Regions from separate parts of the Homo sapiens genome. Here all the other regions are linked to region 3. The links are chromatin contacts, found by Hi-C or POLR2A ChIA-PET in ENCODE. All regions are on one chromosome and are shown on one strand. Each heading gives the region's core, a stretch centred on a gene start or an enhancer-like site at or near the end of the contact. The rest is flanking DNA. Distances are from core to core; before and after follow the strand shown. Region 1 holds the start of ACBD3 (acyl-CoA binding domain containing 3). Region 2 has its middle 47 kb from the start of LIN9. Region 3 holds the start of ITPKB-IT1 (ITPKB intronic transcript 1).

Region 1 (3,368 bases), core at 428-2,927, 490 kb after region 3:
CGGTGAAACCTCGTCTCTACTAAAAATACAAAAAAATTAGCCGGGCATGGTGGTGGGCACCTATAGTCCCAGCTACTCAGGAGGCTGAGGCAGGAGAATGGCGTGAACCCTGGAGGCGGAGCTTGCAGTGAGCCAAGATCGCGCCACTGCACTCCAGCGTGGGCGACAGAGAGAGACTCCGTCTCAAAAAAAAGAAAAAAACTCTCTAGGGCTTCAGTAAAAACCACACACAAAATTGTCACTGAAGCAGCCAAACGGCCATAAAAATCTCATAGCACATCCATGAAACTTGAGAGAGGTTTCCCAAACTGAACAATAACCCTAAAAAAGTACGTTAACAATATCAGTAATGAGTTGTGATGCTGAAATAAATTTATAAACAATTATTAAGAAACAAATTTAATCAGCCATGCTGGAGAAAAGACTGATCTTTCTCTTTTCTTTATAGAGAATTACAAAATACGCCGGGCGCGGTGGCTCTCACCTGTAATCCCAGCACTTTGGGGAGGCTGAGGCGGGCAGATCACATGAGGTCAGGAGTTTGAGACCAGCCTGGCCAACATGGGGAAACTCTGACTCTACTAAGTTTACAAAAATTAGCCGGGCGTGGTGGTGAGCACCTGTAATCCCAACTACTTGGGAGGCTGAGGCAGGAGAGTTGCTTGAACCCGGGAGGCAGAGGTTGCAGTGAACCGAATTGCACCACTACACTCCAGCCTGGGTGGCACAGCAGGACTGTCTGCAAAAAACAAAAAAAAAAAAAAAAAAAAAAAGTTACAAAATAATTGTTATAGGAAAAGGCAATCAGAAGTACGCAGCCAAAACAAAGGTGGGAAAAATGATCATAAATGGTGCTCCCAAAGTCTGGAAACACAGGTGAATATACATAATGTCGGGGGCGACTTCAATCTTTTAGAAAAAAATAGGTTTCTGGGCTCTCAGACGCCCTGTAGAAGAATATCAGGCAGTCAATGAAAATATTACGGTTATGTGTGTGATGTTTGTGGGTTTTATTAACTTTTAAAATATCATTTGTTTTTTCTTTCTCTTTCTAAATATACATTCACTTTCCTACCCTTCTGCGCGTAACTTTTTGTACTCTTTCCTAATGAGGGTCCCCACAAATTGTATGAGCTGCGCTTCCTGCAAAACCAGGATCAGCCCCGTCTGCAACCTCAAAGTCACTGAATTTCTCTGCAGTCTCAGTTTCCCCTTTTAAAAAAATTGGGAATTTGCCCTGCATTTCCTTAGAGTTGCTGTGAAGGCCAAACGAGATGGTGGTGGGCAAAAGAGCTCTGCCAACCACGCAGGCCCCTGCAAATGTGAAGGGCCTCTGACCTGGAGGGTTGGGTGCTGGCCGACCTCGTCAATCCTCCCTACTCCGACCCCCGCGCGGGGCTCCACTGACCCCGCCCCTGCTGGGCACTGACAGCCGCAGCACCGAACCGAGCGGTGGGGGTGGTAGCACCCGCCCACCTGGAGCAACTGGGATCCGAAAGGATGGGGTGCGGGGGAGGGGAGTTCGGGACCAACGGGAGTTGGGGAGCCTGAAGGGTGGTCGCTGAGCCAGGGCAACTGACGATTCCGGAGGGGGTGGGGCGCCAGGCCTCAGCCCCTCTCCCGGAGCCCTCCAGCCTCCTCAGCAGCGGAAGTTCCGGTGTCGGTAAGCGGAGGTCAGAGGTCAGCAGGAAGTCGATACGTGGCTGCCGTCTGTCCCCGCTGAGGAGGTGCAGCAGCCGGAGATGGCGGCGGTGCTGAACGCAGAGCGACTCGAGGTGTCCGTCGACGGCCTCACGCTCAGCCCGGACCCGGAGGAGCGGCCTGGGGCGGAGGGCGCCCCGCTGCTGCCGCCACCGCTGCCACCGCCCTCGCCACCTGGATCCGGTCGCGGCCCGGGCGCCTCAGGGGAGCAGCCCGAGCCCGGGGAGGCGGCGGCTGGGGGCGCGGCGGAGGAGGCGCGGCGGCTGGAGCAGCGCTGGGGTTTCGGCCTGGAGGAGTTGTACGGCCTGGCACTGCGCTTCTTCAAAGGTGAGCCGGGCCAGCCCCACCCCCGCCGCTTCTGCCCGGCCCCGGGAGCCCGGCGTGGGCTGTGGTCCCCAGGGTGACTGGACCAGACTTGCCCTCACCCACTCATACTGGGCTGTGGTGACTCAAGCGGGGTTCCCTCCTTGGGGGTACCCGAAGTTTGTCACTACCCGCTTGGCCACTAGGTCACACCCCTGACGGGCCTGCAACCTTGGTTTAGCAGTCATGTCCCGCCTCCCAGAGGTTACCGGGACATTTTACCTGATTTAGCTTCTGGGATTTCCAGGAGCCCTGGTGGAAGAATGAGCCCACTTTCTTCCAAAGGATCCCATTCTGGGATTGCCTTTTATTATTATTATTTTTTTAACTGACGCTTTTCTTTTCCTATTTCCCATGGCTTGTCACATCAGAACCCGCCGATTTTTACCCTTAGTGGAAGAAATCTGTCAAGAGGTTCCATACATAGCTTTTCCAGCCATTCTTGGGAACCATAAACTGGAACAGGACTTGATCCCCCGGCAGATTGATGTGGCAGAGAGGAGGAAGTAAAGTGTTAAGCTCATCATCCTCTCCGGCTTGTCAAACTCTTGAGGAGAGATGTCCACTATGTTCTAGTAACTTCTAGGTGGTTAAAATTTTACATTGTAAGCAATGTGCAAGAGTGAATTCTCAGAGTAAGGCCTAACAGTACCTTCTGTGCTTTTCGCATAATTAATTGTTAAATGTCTCTTGTCTTAGAGCAAGATTGTAGTGTGCGGTTTTTTTTTTTTTTAATTGGGTGATTCACTTAGTCGAATGGTGGAGAGACCAATCACATGATTTTTGTCAGTGGGAAAAACTGATGAAAGCCCGTTAGTTTGATTCTTAAAGATACTTAGTCTTGTAGGGCGAATGGACAGGGAGGGACATCAGCAAATGCAACTTTAAAAGTGGTTGCTAGGTTCCACGTACATTCCAGAGCAGCATATTTATGACACTTTCCCCAGAGGGAGTACCTTTTGGAGTACATATTTTACTAGCCAAAGTTGAGTAGTTCAATGTAATGATACACACGGAAGTTGTTTTCTCTCAAAATAACTTTAATTGTGCAAACTAGTGAAAGTTTTATAAATTTTCCAGAACATTTGATCATTTCACATTCAATGACATATTCGTGGTCATTGCACAATGAGTTGAGCCCTCTGTGTACTAACTAGCTTGGGGAATTGGTAATGGCTAATGGGTTTTGGATCATTTGACTTTTAGATCACCGGCTTGAATTTAGAGTTTGCTGTAGTGATGATATATTACCACTTGATAAAAATCAGGTGGTTTCTGTACAATTCATATAGCTACATTCCATC
Region 2 (3,753 bases), core at 581-3,080, 320 kb after region 3:
GGGCTCCTTGTACCACTGCAGCAATGTGCAGAGGAGGGGGTGACCTTGCTGGCAGAAGGGACTGATCCTGATTACCAAGGGGAAAGTGGGATGCTGCACAGGGAGGCAAGCAGGACTATGTCTAGAGCCCAGGAGATTCTCGGGAGGGCTTTAGTGCCACCATGTCCAGTGGTAAAGGCAAGGGGAAGTACAGCAACCAAAAACACTGCAACTCCAAAAAATGACAGCACTGTGGAAAATTCAGACCCTTCAGGAACGAAGGCTTGGGTCACTCTAGTCAACAGGTTCTGGCTGAGGGCAAAGGAAGTAAGGAATGGGTGCTAGAAGGAATGTCACAGATGTCCACTATGGCTTCATGACCAATTACAGAAAAAAAGACCAAAGCAGCCAGTTAGAGGGGCAGAGACATTGCAGGTTTTAGGGGGTTTTGTTGTTGTGTTTTGGGGTTTTTTGAAACAGAGTCTCACTCTGTTGCCCAGGCCAAATTGGAGTGCAGTGGCGCCATCTCAGCTCACTGCAACCTCCACCTCCCTACAACTTCTGCCTCCCGGGTTCAGGGGATTCTCCCGCCACAGCCTCCCTAGTAGCTGGGATTACAGGCACACACCACCACGCCCTGCTAATTTTTGTGTTTTTAGTAGAGATGGGGTTTCACCATGTTGGCCAGGCTGGCCTCAAACTCCTGGCCTCAAGTGATCCACCTGCCTCGGCCTCTCAAAGTGCTGGGATTATAGGTATGAGCCACTCCACCCGGCTGAGACGCTGCAGTTTTAAGCCACAGAACAAGTCTAGCCTGAGTGTAGGGTTTCTGATGGTGAGTTACAATGGCTATGCATACACTCAAATCGAGTTCTTTATTATAGGGTACCTATAAATGTGTACATCACATTTGTACCCCTAAAAGTCCTGCCCTTTAGTTCAGTGGATTCTGGATTCTGAGGATACTCTTGGTCCTTTCCAGAGATGAAGGCAGGCAGGGGTCAGGGCCCACAGAAGGGAATCCCTATATTCTTGGGGTTGTCTGAGCCAGGGCTCATGCCTGTCTGGTGCTTTCAACCAAACCTCTCTCATGGGCTCTGTAAAAGGAACAATCAGGCCATTCTGAATCCCCCAGATCTTGTACCTACCTTTTAGAATTGTCTTGAGAGTGTGTGTGCTGATTCTCCTAAAGTACTTCGTGTGGTTCCTGACCTATAATAAGTGCTTCATAAATCTTAGTCATTATTGTTAAAATCCCAAAGAGTGGTTTTGCTCGAGTCTGAATCCAAAAAGGAAGCTCCAGGTAAGAGGAGAAACTAGAGAACAGGACACAGAAACCATCCTGTGTTTTTTCTATCCTGTGAAACCATCACCATGACACTGGCCTTCCCTCTCAGTGTGGCCTCATCCTCCATGTCCCTCCCTGTAGTCCCCTTAACTGTGAAGTGTCCAGCCTCTCCAGCACTTACTCCCAGGCCCAGCTCCACTTCAGGCAGGCCTGCTGGGGCTCAGAATAGCCCAGCTGCTGTCTCAGCAGATGGCCAGGCTAATTTTAGCCATGTGGTACTCACCCAGGGACCAGGCTGGGCTTTTTAGATTTGAATAAGCCAGTGTGCAACTTTGGTTTAGAGCCAATAACAAAGTTTGGAGCTGTTGTGATCTCTGTGTCTGCCTAGCACTTTATAAGATTCCAGAAATATAATTTTAAAGGATTTTGTTTCTGTGAACCAACAAGAACCCAAGCTATGGAGCCAGCAGGCAGTCAAGCCAGCAGGGTATTGATGGAGGGTGGTGAGAAGCAGATGGTGGCACCAGCTCCTGCCTCTTCTCCCTGATGACAAGCGGGTGGCAGGGCCTCAGTATCCCGGGTGCACTGTGCTCTCACTGCTCTCCTGGCCAAAGTGAAAGAAGGCAGCAGCCAACTCAGCCTCCTGGATCATCCTCTGAACCACTCGTGGGTGGCAGGCTGCATCTTCATGCTGTGGAACAACTGTGGTCCGGAAGAAGTCAGCCAGATGCCAGCAAGAACCTACTCTGGCACTTTCATGTGCAGTCCCTCGAGACAACCTAATGTGAAGTAGGCAGATGTGGAAACAGGCTCAGAGAGGTAAGAGGTCCCAAGAGAGGCTGAGATTGAGCCAGGTTGAGAACGTGTCTTTTCCATTGTGATGTTTCTACCTTATTGTTCTTCATATGTGAAGACTGCCTTTCATCCCAGTTCTTCCAGAGAGTTCAGAGACAACACACAGTGACTCGGAAAGCCACATTCCAGCCTGCCTTCACCTTTCCATGATTAATTTCTAGTTGCAGAAGCAAGTTGACCAGAGAAGACAGTAGAATGAGGAGACCAGACTAGTCATGCTTCCTAAACTGGGTCCATGAACTCTTAAAAGTTGGTTTGGGTGGTCTTTGGGGAATCTGTTTGTCAGTTGAGCTGCTTTCAGCTTAAAAAATAAAAAGGAAAGCCACATTTCAAGAAGTGGGAGCCAGACACTGTGGCTCACACCCGTAATCCCAACTCTCGGGAAGGCCAAGGCAGGAGGATCTCCAGAGGCCAGGAGTTTTAAGACCAGCCCAGCAGCATAATGAAACCCTGTCTCTACAAAAAATTTAAAAACTTGGCCAGGCATGGTGGCTTGTGCCTGTAGTCCCAGCTGCTAGGGAGGCTGTGGTCGGAGGATCACAATCACTTGAGCCCCGGGGTTCCGGCCTGCAGTGAACTGTGATCACATCACATCGCTGCACCAGTCTGGACGACAGCGAGACCTGACTCTAAAAAAACAAGGTTGGGTGCGGTGGCTCATGCCTGTAATCCCAGTACTTCGGGAGGCTGAAGTGGGAGGATCACCTGAGGTCAGGAGTTGGAGACCAGCCTGGCCAACATAGTGAAACCCCATCTCTAGTAAAAATACAAAAATTTAGCCAGGCAGAGTGGCACGTGCCTGTAGTCCCCGCTACTTGAGAGGCTGAGGTGGGAGAATTGCTTGAACCCAGGAGGCAGAGGTTGCAGAGAGCTGAGATGGCGCCACTGTGCTCCAGCCTGGGTGAGGCAACATAGTGAGATTCTGTCTCAATTTTTTTTTAATAAAAATTTTTAAAAATTGATGTTTGCAGCGTTGGTTAATTCTGCTTCTCTGTTTCTCTTGGCTTTTCATGGTTGCCAGATGGCAGTTGGACACCTAGCACCACCATCCAGAGGCAGGAAAGGAGAGTTACCCCCTCATCTTTTACCAGAGAGAAAAACTTTTCTCCATTGTTCCCAATAGTCCTGTCTTCTCATCTCATTGCCTAGGGGTTGGGGCACATGCCTGTGCCCCACAGCTGCAGGAAGGCTGGAGTTAGAGTATCAGGCACGGTGCAGGATGTCAGCAAGGACAAAGGGAGTGAAGAATGTGGCCTGAGAGCGTGTCATGCCCTAGAAATTGTGCACAGAAGCTGAGACACGGGCACTTTTGTGGGTAGTGGGTCCATAAGCCCATCAGATTCTCAGCGGCCCTTGAGCTCAAGGTCTTTAGAACTTCAGGTGCAGATCATCACTAAGGTTCCCTCAGCTGCTTAATGTTCTTTGATTTTGTGAAAAAAAGATGTAAACCATCACAGAAATAGAAACAGTTGCCCAGAATAGTTTAAGTGGCGGTACTTAGTGCTAATCTCACAGGCTCAGCCAGGCTTTGATGACACTGCGGAGGTCATTGTCAACCAAACGTCTTTTCCTCCCTAGCTTGTCTTTTTGCTGTGAACTCATGTTTCTGCCCAGGGGATGGTCCTGCTTTC
Region 3 (3,689 bases), core at 751-3,250:
CAAGCTAGCCTGGGCTCTGGGAGGAGGGTTTGCAGGTTTGGAGAAGGAGCTGCTTCCCAGGTGCTCAGGGGATGGAAGTGAGAATAGGGAGGGTGTGGAGGGTACAAAGAGACTGTTTAGTTCTTGCGTAAAAGACAACACAATATGGTCCTTCCAGTTCTTTTTAGAGCTCAAAAGGTGAAATAAGAATAAAGAACAGCGATCTGCAGTTTTCCTATTATCCAAAAGCCTACTACCCAATTCAGTGGATTGTTTTGGCAACTTGCTTGGATAAACTTATTTAGAAATTATTTCAGAATTCCTCCAGGCAGTTACCCTACGTCCTTTTTAAGTCAAGGTGTGGTATAAGTCCATTAACGAATTAAAATACTTCCAGATTTCTGTGTTATTCTCAAGGCACTTTTGCTAGATAACAATACCTCACACTTGGACGGTGTTTTGTGGTTTGCAAAGCACTTTCACATCTGTTTTCTCACTTGGTTGCCATAATAACCCTGGGAGCCGGGAAGGGCATGTCTTGTTATTATCCCTATTTTGCAGATGAGGAAGCCAAGGTTTTTAGAAGGTTGGGTGGCCTAGTCAAGGTCACACCGGTAGGGGAATTGGGGGGATGGAGGAAACTAGAGCTGTTTTTCCTTAACCATCTTGCCTCTCACTGAGATGAAACAGCAGGATGGTTCCTGGGACCCAGGATCCCTTTGAACGCTTGGATTAAAATAATTTATGAGTTCTTTGTGAGTGTGTGTGGACCTGCTGGTAGTGGCTTTTCTTCATTAGAATTTGCATGCAAGATTGACACTAAGATGGCTGACTTTCACCATCCCAAACCAACCCTGTTTTTGCACCGTGCTGTAGTGGTATGAATTACCTTGCAGGTAATTGTGGCTTAGGTGATGGTACACAAAAGGCATCATACAGCAGCCAGATGTTCATTTTACTAAATGGAAAATATGACTCAGAACACGGGCCAATCTGAGCCTCCAAGCAGGCAAATTAGCCATTGAGGATGAAGTCTTCACCTCTGGAGAGGAGAGAATGTGGGAGCACAGAGCCCAGAGTCAAATGATTTGGTTGAGATCCCCCCACTTTGGTTATTTAGACTTGCTTATACTCCTCTGACCAGACTATGGGATCTTCTACAGAAATTCTACAGAAGTGTGGGCAGAATTACAAGTAAGGTGGGTTGAGGAAGTGCACAGGTGGAAGTGTAGCCGAGAGGATGCGTTTGAGGAGCAAGAGGCTGGGACTCAAGAAGGCTTTATGCAGACTCGAATCTTACATTGATAACAAGCATTTGCGTAGCACATACGAGTTTCATCCTATGAAGGATTCCATAGGATTCTCACAGCAGCCCAAGGATGTGAGCAGAGCAGTAAACAATATCCCTGTTTTATAGAGGAAGTAGAAATCGAGAAGCAGGAAGGTTGGGTAATTTGCCCAAAGTTCCACCACTAGTAAATCGCAGAACTGGGACTAAAGCCCAGGTCTTCTGACCCTCACTGGGCCCAGCGTTCTTTCCAATATGTCATCCTGCCATTTTCCCCTTCCTTCCTCCTCCCCACAGCTCCTTGCAAGTTCAGCCTGCTGGAGGTAAGGGAAGTGATCATGAGAGTTTTTCCAGTGCTGAGACGTTCTGGAAAAAACATGGACCTGTATCTGTGTCCTGATCTGTGCTTCGTGATTGGACTGTCTTGACACTCGTCTCAGGACTCTGGGGAGTGCTTGTGCAAGTGTTTCCCAGTGTGGCCGGCTTCTTGAACGCTGCTAATGGAAAGTTGTAAGAGTTCTATTTTCCTGTTTCAAGCGAGCGTTTCCCCCTTGGGGTTATAGCAACCACTTCCTCCTCAGCACCCGGTGGGTCGTGGTAAACACCAGTTACAGCAGAGTATCCCCTTCTGACAACCTCATTGGTTCCTTTTTTTTTTTTTTTTTTTTTTTTTGCCTGTAAGCACATACACACAGAGTTCTGAAGGCTAGGTCTCCTTTCCTTCTGGTTTAGAGTTTTCAGAGTACCCTGCTGTGGCCTTGGAAACAGAAAACCCACACAGAGGTCAAACGCAGTTCTCGTGGAGTCACCTTGTCATCCTGCTTTGTTTTGGAAGGAACTGGGTCGGAGGCAGCACAGTAGGACTACAGCATCTTTAACCCTTGGTAGGATGGCTGGATCCGCTGAACGCTTGTGGGTAAACAGGAAGCTCACAGCCTCAGTGGATCATTAAGGGTGATACAGAATAGACACGAAAATCTTAAGTGGGATGGGAGCAGAGCAGGACTTGGTGGGTAGATAGTGAGGAAAAGGAGGCAAATAGGGATGGTGAAGAAATCGAAAGGGAATGGGGGATACAAGGAAAGGGTCAGGAAAGGGTGAGTAAAAGGTTTAAAGAGAGGTGCTAATTTTAGATACTTAAAAGTATTTTAAGTATCTAAAACTTGTGGCTGGGTGTGGTGGCTCACTCCTTTAATCCCAGCACTTTGGGAGGCCAAGGCGGGCAGATCACCTGAGGTCAGAAGTTCGAGACCAGCCTGGCCAACATAGTGAAACCCCGTCTCTAACTAAAAATACAAAAATTAGGCCAGGCACAGTGGCTCACGCCTGTAATTCCAGCACTATGGGAGGCTGAGGTGGGTGGATCACGAGGTCAGGAGTTCAAAACTAGCCTGGCCAAGATGGTGAAACCCCATCTCTACTAAAACTACAAAAATCAGCCAAGTGTGGTGGCAGGTGCCTGTAATCCCAGCTACTCGGAGGCTGAGGCAGGAGATTGGTTTGAACCTGGGAGTTGGAGGTTGCAGTGAGCCGAGATGGTGCCACTGCCCTCCAGCCTGGGCAACAGTGAGACTCTGTCTCAAAAAAAAATGTGTATATATAAATACTTAAAAAATATTTGTAATTGCTGGTTTGGGGTTACTAGAATCTCTTCTGAATCTGTCTCAGTTTTTCTTACAGCTTTTAAAATCCATGGAACTCTATCACCAGGAGATGATTGTGGTATGGAGCTGATCACCCCGGAGTTAGTGGGGTGGCAACTGAGATCGGGGGGAAATGGAGCAGTTTGAGGATATATGGGCCGTGAAAACCTCCCAGCTCTGCCCCCAGCCATGCCATGAAAGTCATGGGGAAGAAAGGCCCCCATTTGTGTGTTTGTGTTATTAAATAGAACAGTAACAGAGCAGGTCTCTGAGCCTGCCTGGCAGAAATCTTTCTGTAGCAGGAGTGTCCTGCAACTCTCTGGTGGATTTGCAAAACAGTACAGATAGAAAAACTTAAATGGGAAACAAGCTTGTCTTGTCCTACTTTGTGGAGATAGATAATAAAGCCGAAAGGCCAAGAAGTGTAAATATATAGCATATATCTAATGTATATGGTATATGTACATATCAATCTATAGCTATGCAATATCTACACTATTTATCTATGTTTATACGATGACTCTAGGCTTCAGAAGACCTGTCAAAGATTTCCATACATCTAGAGAATTTAGAAGGATCCCTTTATAGGTGAGAGTTGAGACTTTTTGGCTGCAGGTTGGGATTTGGTGGACTAGTTCCTGGTACCACCACCTAGTTGCCGTGATTATCTTTAGACTAACCAAGGCCCTTGTGTTAGCCTTCCGTAAATCATCCCCACCCCTAAGCAAGACAGCACCTATACCTTCACAGTTTCTCCAGTTCATCCCTGTTTTATTTTA

The links. A loop is a pair of places that touch in the nucleus more often than their neighbours do. ChIA-PET counts read pairs that join two places held with the same protein, here RNA polymerase II (POLR2A). Pooled maps may share reads with other maps.
Region 1: a pooled map shows a loop between it and region 3 (3-fold over the local background). The contact joins the promoter of ACBD3 here to the promoter of ITPKB-IT1 in region 3. A Hi-C loop is called at or near these places in 1 of 168 maps with a recorded cell type or tissue (mesothelial cell of epicardium) and 6 of 50 pooled maps. POLR2A ChIA-PET finds 5 or more read pairs at or near these places in 1 of 52 experiments (B cell).
Region 2: a pooled map shows a loop between it and region 3 (2.1-fold over the local background). The contact joins the enhancer-like site here to the promoter of ITPKB-IT1 in region 3. A Hi-C loop is called at or near these places in 1 of 37 single-sample maps with no recorded cell type and 2 of 50 pooled maps. POLR2A ChIA-PET finds 5 or more read pairs at or near these places in 1 of 52 experiments (OCI-LY7).

What each region holds. Positions count from the first base shown.
Region 1 is chr1:226,185,050-226,188,417 of GRCh38, reverse strand. It overlaps ACBD3 (acyl-CoA binding domain containing 3), which reads left to right and starts at 1,677. Exons shown (of 8, transcript NM_022735.4): 1 at 1,677-2,028. The coding sequence starts at 1,743. LOC101927247 (a long non-coding RNA gene) reads right to left here and starts at 522. Exons shown (of 2, transcript XR_001738504.2): 1 at 485-522. RefSeq lists silencers at 1,776-2,070, 1,707-2,186.
Region 2 is chr1:226,354,134-226,357,886 of GRCh38, reverse strand. No RefSeq gene overlaps it. Among named protein-coding and RNA genes, the nearest start is that of LIN9, 47 kb to the right of the region's middle. Within about 2 kb of position 1,830, at least 8 of the 41 ENCODE cell types and tissues checked have a DNase peak (open chromatin) inside an H3K27ac peak, as active enhancers do; they include OCI-LY7, where a contact is called at or near this core.
Region 3 is chr1:226,673,379-226,677,067 of GRCh38, reverse strand. It overlaps ITPKB-IT1 (ITPKB intronic transcript 1), which reads left to right and starts at 2,000. Exons shown (of 2, transcript NR_103784.1): 1 at 2,000-2,151. All of the region lies in intron 2 of ITPKB (inositol-trisphosphate 3-kinase B), which reads left to right. RefSeq lists a silencer at 869-1,018.